2 separate regions of the Homo sapiens genome follow, and region 2 is linked to region 1. A link is an interaction called in ENCODE POLR2A ChIA-PET data of the cell type or tissue named here. Cell type or tissue: A673. All regions are shown on one strand. Each heading gives the region's core, and the rest is flanking DNA. Links, peaks and the distances in the headings are about the cores only. Region 1 overlaps CSRNP3 (cysteine and serine rich nuclear protein 3). Region 2 has its middle 33 kb from the start of CSRNP3.

Region 1 (4,394 bases), core at 137-4,136:
TCCAAGAGATCTCATTTCAAATCGTGACTCCCATCATTTTGGTTGTGTCCTAGGCAGGTTACTAAATGAGCTCATTTCCTCATCTGCAAAATGGGACCAGTGAGCCTTTCTTTCATTCAGTAAGTATTTACTGAGCACTTCCTATGTGCCTGGCATACTTCTAGGTATTGGATATGGCAGGGAGTGAGACAGGCACTACCCGGTTCTCAAAGAACCAACATTTGGGTAAGGAGACAGGTAACAAATATACATAACATGTAGTTGTAAGTGCTCTTTAAAAAAAAAAGTGCCAGGCACGGTGGCTCATGCCTGTAATCCCAGCACTTTGGGAGGCCAAGGTGGGTGGATCATCTGAGGTCAGGAGTTCGAGACCAGCCTGGCAACATGGCAAAACCCTGTCTCTAATAAAAAAAAAAAAAAGGAAAAGTTAGCTGAGCGTGGCGGCAGGTGCTTGTAATCCCAGCTACTTGGGAAGCTGAGACAGGAGAATTGCTTGAACCTGGGAGGCAGAGGTTGCAGTGAGCTGAGATCATGCCACTGCACTCCCACCTCAGCAACAGAGTGAGATTCTGTCAAAAAAAAAGAAAAGAAAAAAGAAACGAAAAATATGAGGCCAGGCATGGTGACTCACACCTGCAATCCTAGCACTTTGGGAGGCTGAGGTCAGGAGTTCGAGACCATCCTGGCCAACATGGTAAAACCCTGTCTCTACTAAAAGTACAAAAATTAGCCTGGTGCAGAGGCGGGCACCTATAATCCCAGCTACTCGGCAGGCTGAGGCAGGAGAATCGCGTGAACTCGGGGCAGAGGTTGCAGTGAGCCGAGATCACACCACTGCACTCCAAAACTCCATCTCAAAAAAAAAAAAAGAAAAGAAAAAAATGACTGGGCACAGTGGCTCACACCTGTAATCCTAGCACTTTGGGAGGCTGAGGTGGGTGGATTGCCTGAGGTCAGGAGTTTGAGACCAGCCTGGCCAACCTGGTGAAACCCTGTCTCTCCTAAAAATACAAAAATTAGCCCAGCATGGTGGTGGGTGCCTATAATCCCAGCTACTTGGGAGGCTGAGGCAGGAGAATCGCTTGAACTCAGGGGGCGGAGGTTGCAGTGAGCCGAGATCATGCCACTTCACTCCAACCTGGGCAAAAGAGTGAAACTCCTTCTCAGAAAAAAAAAAAAGAGAAGAGAGAAGAGATAGTGAAAGAAATGAGGGTAAGAAAAGGCTTTGCCAGTAAGGTGAAACTTAAGCAGAGACTCAAATGAAGTAAGGGAAGGAGTGAGATGGACATCTAAGGTAAGAATATTCCAGGCAAAAGGGCAAATACAAATACAAAGGTCCAAAGGCTGGATTTAATAACTAGCTCAAAAGCTTGTAATAAGTTAATCCTTACCGTGTATATGGATTGGTGTACTGCAGGTACATAAACACCTTATTTCCCCCTTCAAAGTACTGCTAACATTCCGTATTTCCTTGTCCAAAGCATGAGATAAATATTTGAGAGCAGAGCATTTCTAAAAGCTTACTGTTTTGCTTCATTGCTATAACATGCAGTTTCTTTTGCCACTCTCCAAGCAGGTCAGTACAGACTGCCTGTTGCTGCTACCTCGTGTTCTGCCACCTTTCATGGCTGCTGCCCTCTCCTCTTGGTACCCAGTGGCCAAATGACTTCACCCCAGTGTGGACCACCCTTTCTCATAGGTGAAAGCTCTTGACTCTTCCATACTTTTAAATGTAAGGATAAAATTACTTATATTCTTCGCAAACCAAGAAATATCCACATGCCTACCTATGGTTTTCCGTACCCTCAATTACTTCTCATTTTCTCAAGAACACAATGAACAGATCCTTTTTCCTTTCTGTAGTTGAACCTCCTTCACCATCCTGTAGCCTTGTTGCTGGCCTCGTTTCTCATGGGATACACATTGCTTATTCCAGCTTTGTGCTTTTATTTACTTTAGAGAAGGTTAGTTCTTGATGGCTGCCTTTGAACTCCTTCACTCTCCATTTGATTGTTCTCTTTGGTCCCTGCTGGTTATCTTAGATTTTCTATTAATGCATCCCCTTTTCCCACTCAATATTTGACTACTATGGAAACCTTGTGGGGAGCTGCACAACTAAGCTTGTTGTCTCCGCTCAATATTCTTCTCCCTCTGGCCTGAGAATACCTTTACCTCTGAAGCATGCCTACTCATTTCCTCTTTATAGCAGGTACAGTAATTTTCCTGCCATTTTCTTGATTTCTCTATTGTCTCTGCTGGGTAGCTTGTTTTTCTTTGCCTTGTTCTTCTTTCCATTACCTGAAATCCTTTGCTATCTCCCCTGGAAGCTCTTTTGCACTGACTGCTCTTTCTATTATAGCCACAGGCAGCTTTTCTGAGTTCTTTTCTCTTTCGTTCTGGGCCCTTGAAGTAGGCATAGCTTACTTTTACTGGGAAATAATTCATGTCAGTCTGCTAGAGATAGCCTTTTCTGCCTCTTTAAAAGAACGCACTGATACTCTCTCGTCATTGCATCCATTCTTCTCCCCTCACATTGCACTGATTGCATGAGTCATATGCAAACCATGTTTCTGGTGCCCTCCACTACTAGATATAACTCACTTCTACCTAAACAAAACTCTCTGTCCACTGAATCACACTTCTTCCTCTTGTCACATGACCTTACTCTCACAATCGACTCCTCCCACCATTAGTAACTATGGTTGAAAAGATGTCCTTATTTGTTCTTCACCACCCAGAGACATGGTCAGAGCATGCATTTTTCTCATTCATGAATGAGGAACTATGCTCAGAGATGTTACACATGTTCCTCCCACAGTACACAGTCAATAAATGGAGAGCTGCCTCTTGAACCCATTCTTCAGTAGACTCGTTTTCTCTCCAGTGCCCTGCTATATATATCCCAGCAAATTGTACTGGAGCTGTTAATGCTTCGAAATGTTTGCTAAAACAAGCAAAAAATTCCCATGAAGCCATAGTTGAATTCCTGAAGAGAATGGTTAGTTTTTAGCCCCAGCCTGTCCAGCGGAATTGCCACAGAATTATCCTACCAGCCCTACTCTGGCATGATTTTATACCAAATCATATCCAAACCTTATATTTCATTGCTTACTCTTGTTTAGTATGTTCTTATTACAAATGAGCCCTGAGGGATAGGCTCCAGAGATTCCCCAACCCCTACTACAAACATACTCTTCTTTTAGATCTACTCTTTCTTGATACACCATTTTGTGCCTTTTTCCCCCTTTTCTACTTCTTGTGTCTTCTTTTGCAGACCAATGTATCACAGGTTTTCAATTGCTTTCTGTACTTATTATCTGCAACATTTCTCCTCATAGACTAGTGGTTCTCAAAGTATAGACCTGAAATAAAAACATCAGTATTGGCTGGGCACAGTGGTTCACACCTGTAATCCCAGCACTTTGGGAGGCCGAGGGGGGCAGATTACCTGAGGTCAGGAGTTCAAGACCAGCCTGGCCAACGTGGTGAAACCCCGTCTCTACTAAAAATACAAAAATTAGCTGGGCGTGGTGGTGGGCGCCTATAATCCCAGCTACTCCGGAGGCTGAGGCAGGAGAATCGCTTGAACCTGGGAGGCGGAGGTTGCAGTGAGGCGAGATGGCGCCATCACACTCCAGCCTGGACAATGAGAGCAAAACTCTGTCTCCAAAAAAAATAAATCAGTATCCTGTGGGAACCACCAAATCAGAAACACTAGGGATGAGGGGGCCGGGCACAGTGGCTCGTGCCTGTAATCCCAGCTTTTGGGAGGCCAAGGCGGGAGGATTACTTGAGCCCAGGAGTTTCAGACCAGCCTGGGCAACATAGTGAGATCCCATCTCTATTAAATAAAAATTCAAAGAAAGAAAAAGAAACACTAAGGATGGGGCCTAAAAGTCTGTGCTTTTAAACAAGTCTTTCAGGTGGTAGAATTTTGGAACCAGGTAGTACAGGCTCTTTATCTCCTCCCTAAATCTGTGGAAGAAAAATTGGTTACAGTGGGAATATTTACACTATGGAAATTGATAAACACTACAAATCAGGGTAAGAGCCATGTGTTAAACATTTTCCAGCATATGACTGCTGCCGGCAATTCTGATACAAAGTTTGAGAACATTTTCACAGATAATCTCTGAAACTCACCCTGCTCAAGGGAAATAGTCTGTGCTCCACTTCCACAGGCTCCCACCAAGTTGTTCTCCTGACATCACTCCCTCTTTCCTGCTTCAGGTTCTGCGTACAGATAGAGGACAAGAGTACACCCTCACTGTTTGCCTCTTTCTGCCTCATTATATAGTATTCAACAACAGCAGATTCTGCAGCCCTGGAACTCTCCTATAACCATGTCACTCGCAGTAGCTTTGCTTTCTTATGCTCCAGTTTGTGCATCTCAT
Region 2 (4,394 bases), core at 257-4,256, 190 kb before region 1:
GGAACCTATTTTATTAGGTAGCTAAGTCATGAAAATCTTAACCTGTTTCAGCTTTGAAGACTTATTGTAGCAAATAGTAAGAACCCAAAAACAAAGGTTCGGCTGGAATCTAGCATCAGGTGTGTTACAGTTTTCCTTTGAAACACTATTCTCTCTTCCTATAATCTTTCTCAACCAAGGAGAAATAATAATAAGACCAATTTATATACAAAATAAGTTTTAGGCTTATTATATTAGGCCTCATTATTTGCATAATGTGCCACACGAATAGTCATTGGCCATGTAGGCTCTTTTTAAAGTTAGTTTTGCTGGAAATTTGCCTGAAAATATGTTGTTCTGGTCAAAGCCTTGGTAAAATAACCAGCATCTCCAATTGTGACCTGTTTCAAAAGAAAACACATTCTTACTGAATTTATGCAAATAACTATATTGCCATAAAATAAGAATACTCACAAGTAATTTCCACATTTTGGAGAACTCAATTAGAGAGAAAGGTAAATTCTGTTCACAAAAGTACACTTTACAATCAGAGTAGCAGCCTTCTGAACAGGATGTTGTCCATTCACCTTGGAACTGCCATCCACAAACCAAGCAACCCTTTGTCAGTCAGGTGAGAGCTGTTTATCAGGCACGGTAGGAGCCAGCAGCTCCTCCCCAGGTTCCAGAGTCAGTCCTAGAGAAAAAGAGGCTCCCTGCTCATGAGTATCTCCTTTTGAATTCCCCAGGCAGGATGATCCTATATAAACTATTCCCATTTTATGATGGAACCCTCTGGACACTGCTATCCCTCTTACAGTGTTTCTCTGACATCATCCCAGACAGCATGGGTATTTCAGATGTCAGATCATTTTATGTCCTCCAGTGACAGGGATGGTTTCAGTTAATGTCCCATAGCAAGGCAGTAAATTCTTCTCAAGTGGAAATTCTCTAGTTCAAAGTCCCATTAGTTGTCTTTGGGAAGCACTCACAGGGTTTTGCCATAAGCCCCAGTAAACATTCCTCAAAGGGCTATTAAGTGGAGAATTTGTCCCTACCAGCACTTCAGCTTCTACTCTACACCCTGTGAGCTTGGAAAATTTTACTGGTTCTCATTTAGCATGTCTAATTAATATTGCTTGAAGGGCAGATTTATATATCTTCTGTTTTATAGTATCAGGTAAGTGAAACATCCTCCAGTCAAATACAATATCTATTTTCCTAAAGCCTTTAGGTAAAGGAGTCAAGACTACTTCATGTTAAGCTTGTTTAAACATTCCAACTTCGATAATCCTATCAGCCCTTACATTTTTATGTTCTGGTCCCAAGAAACTTTTTCTTTTCACCCCCAGACCATTTTATCCTCTCTGGTGAAAAAGGATTTGGGTTCCCAGCAGGGGGTTGAGCTGAGACTTTGGCCCTTTTGTCAATCTTTATCTGGATTAACCTGCCTCAATATTGCCTCAGGCAATTTTTGGTCAGCTTTCTCATTGCAATCTTTGCCTTTGGATTTCTTAAAAAATAACATCTCTCTGGGGTAAAGACAGAAAACTGGTTTGGAGCCCTTTAATGTTGGGAGACCAGCAGGAGCTCCCTTTGGTCCACCCAACCTTCAGTGGTGTTATACTAAAAGCTTTGTTTTAACCTCATAAATTTCCATTTTATTTATATCATTTCTTAATATCCCTCTAAAGATTTTCCCTGCCCTGGGACAAGTCCCATGACTCTCCTCCTTCTTTTCCATTTTTTGCGTTAATTACCCTAATGTTTTATTAGCATCTGTAAGACCTATGAGGGGAAGCTGAGACAGCAAATTTGATAAGGCTTCCCAAACTGTTGTGCCATGGAGAAGGGGCCCCCTCAACCACAGCATTTATCACCTGGGTAAGAGGCATATTTAATGGGCTAATATCCCAGTCATTATACAGCCAGTCCCCCATGGTTTGTATATGAAACGTATCAGCTGCCTCATCTGGGGTGCTCCACTTGGCATTTATAAGGGAGTTGGTAGTCCCCCTTCTCGGGATAAATAGATATTACAGTGGCTTTTATCCAGTTCACCCAGCTGGCTGCCCCCTCAGGATTAACCTCCTGTGTGTCTCAATTACACATACCGGTCCACGATTGTTCAATAGTGAGCTGTGGGTTCTGCATCAACTCAAACATGTTTTTCCACTCTGCAGCATTTAAAATCAAAGATATTGCCCCTAAGTTAGCTACACTCACAGTCCATTTTAGTAAAGGTTCCTTAGGAAGCCGGTGATAAACTGGTGATCTGTAACATAAAATGGGACAATTCGTTAATATTACACCCTTTGGTTTCAATACTGTTTTGCCCTTTCCCCACACTGACTACATTCTTGGTAACCACAGGTCTCAGAGGTACTTTCTGTTGCCCTGGCATAATTTTCCCCTTTGTGGGTAGCTTTGAGGCTAGTGACCTGAGCTCAGGCAGATTCACATCTGAGCTTGGTCCATTCTCAAGGCCCAATCCAAAACTTTTTTACTTTCATTTTAGCTATTATAGATAACAATAACCGAGGGATTAAATATTTTGCTGTTTCCTTATTAGTCCACATTTCCTTATGCATCCAGTGAACCAACTCCCCAGGAGTTGGACCCATCTCTAAATTTTTCTGGTGCCCTTTATCTTTCGTAACTGAATGCAGCCCAGCTGCAGCTCCATACCATGGGTGACCACCTGGCCACCCAGGAATCAAAGGTTCCTAATTCCCCACACTTTTATCTTTTCTCTTTCTAGCCATTTAGTTTTATTTATATTATTTTCCCCTTTATTTTGAGGCAACCTTTAAATAGCTTCTCAACTAGACAAAATTACTTTTCCTTCAGCAAAAACCACATCCTCATGTTTTTTTAAAATTAAATTTCACCAAAAACACATCTTACTTTCTTTAGACACTGTGTATGTAGAACAGTTTCTTATATTTGGTAGCTTTAATTACATATAGTAATTATTAGTAGCTCTTAGTAACTTTTATTTCCCATGAAAAAACAAGGATTTCTTAATTAAACATAAAATAACTTCAAGTTTTTGTTTTGTTTTTTTTTGTTTTTTTTGAGACGGAGTCTCCCTCTGTCACCCAGAGGCTGGAGTGCAGTGGCGCGATCTAGGCTCATTGAAAACTCTGCCTCCAGGGTTCATGCCATTCTCCTGCCTCAGCCTCCCGAGTAGCTGGGACTACAGGCACCTGCCACCATGCCCGGCTAATTTTTTGTATTTTTAGTAGAGACGGGGTTTCAGCGTGTTAGCCAGGATGGTCTCAATCTCCTGACCTCATGATCTGCCCGCCTCGGCCTCCCAAAGTGCTGGAATTACAGGCGTGAGCCACCGCACCTGGCCAACTTTAAAATTTTAAATTACTAGAGCGAATTTAGAAACCATTGTATTTACCAAAGATTATTAAAGTCACATGAACTAAAAAGCATTTGAGCTAGATTCTATTACATAAAATATTTGGTTTAAGCACTTACTTTTCTTTAAGCCAATTGATTAGAGTTTTTTTCATGTAATTTGGTAGTAAAATATCGCATATACATGACACATATAAACACACAGACATACAGACACACAGGCAGAGGCAGATATTATAGATTCATAATATTTTTCATTTGCCAGTTTTTAAATCATTTCTCTAACTTTAGAATATTAATCTCCTGGTTATCTGTTCCATGCCCCAAACAATTGTTAGCAAGGCAACTCAATTTGCATCTCCAAAGACATGCTCTTAGGTGAAACAAGGTAGAAAATGTATAACTCAGAGGCATAGAACTTGAATCTAAACAAAGACAAGGTGTGTTATATAAACGTAAAGCCATTTTATTCCTCATAAAGTACCATTCCAGACATACCAGACAAGAATTAGCATGATTTAACCATTATATACTTATTTACTCAATAAAATTTTAGCAAATGTGAGATGAAATCACTTTGTATAATCTGTAAAACCATATTAAATACTTACTGGTATGATAAACACTCTTCTACTCAGTTCAAGCTGCTGTAACAGAATACCGTAGACTGGGTGGCTTCAACAACAGAAATTAGTTACAGAGACTGTGAAGTCCAACATCAAAGGCACAGGCAGGCTGGGCATGGTGGTTCACGCCTGTTAAGCCCACCACTTTGGGAGACTGAGGTGGAGGATCACTTGAGGCCAGGAGTTCAAGACCCACCTGGCCATCATGCAAAAACCCCATCTCTACCAAAAATACAAAAATTAGCTGGGTGTGGTGGCACACACCTGTAGCCCCAGCCACTCAAGAGGCTGAGGCATAAGAATTGCTTGAACCTGGGAGGCAGAGGTTGCAGTGAGCCAAGATTGCACCACTATACTTCATCCTGGGCAACACAGCAAGACTCTCTTTCTCTCTCAAAAAAAAAAAAAAAAAAAAAGAAA

Evidence for each region. ChIA-PET counts read pairs that join two places held together with the same protein. Peaks named below come from ENCODE experiments on the same cell type or tissue, not always from the same donor. Only the 100,000 strongest peaks of a DNase experiment are listed, where the experiment ranks them.
Region 2: POLR2A ChIA-PET joins it to region 1 with 8 read pairs; 2 of 35 experiments call an interaction of 5 or more read pairs at or near these places.

The regions. Positions count from the first base shown.
Region 1 is chr2:165,625,058-165,629,451 of GRCh38, forward strand. All of the region lies in intron 4 of CSRNP3 (cysteine and serine rich nuclear protein 3), which reads left to right. LOC124906085 (a long non-coding RNA gene) reads right to left here. Exons shown (of 3, transcript XR_007087279.1): 2 at 4,144-4,233. Among named protein-coding and RNA genes, the nearest start is that of CSRNP3, 160 kb to the left of the region's middle. In A673, for the core only: no CTCF peak of the experiment used is centred there; a DNase peak (open chromatin) is centred at 2,614; H3K27ac peaks cover 673 bases.
Region 2 is chr2:165,434,413-165,438,806 of GRCh38, forward strand. No RefSeq gene overlaps it. Among named protein-coding and RNA genes, the nearest start is that of CSRNP3, 33 kb to the right of the region's middle. In A673, for the core only: no CTCF peak of the experiment used is centred there; no DNase peak of the experiment used is centred there.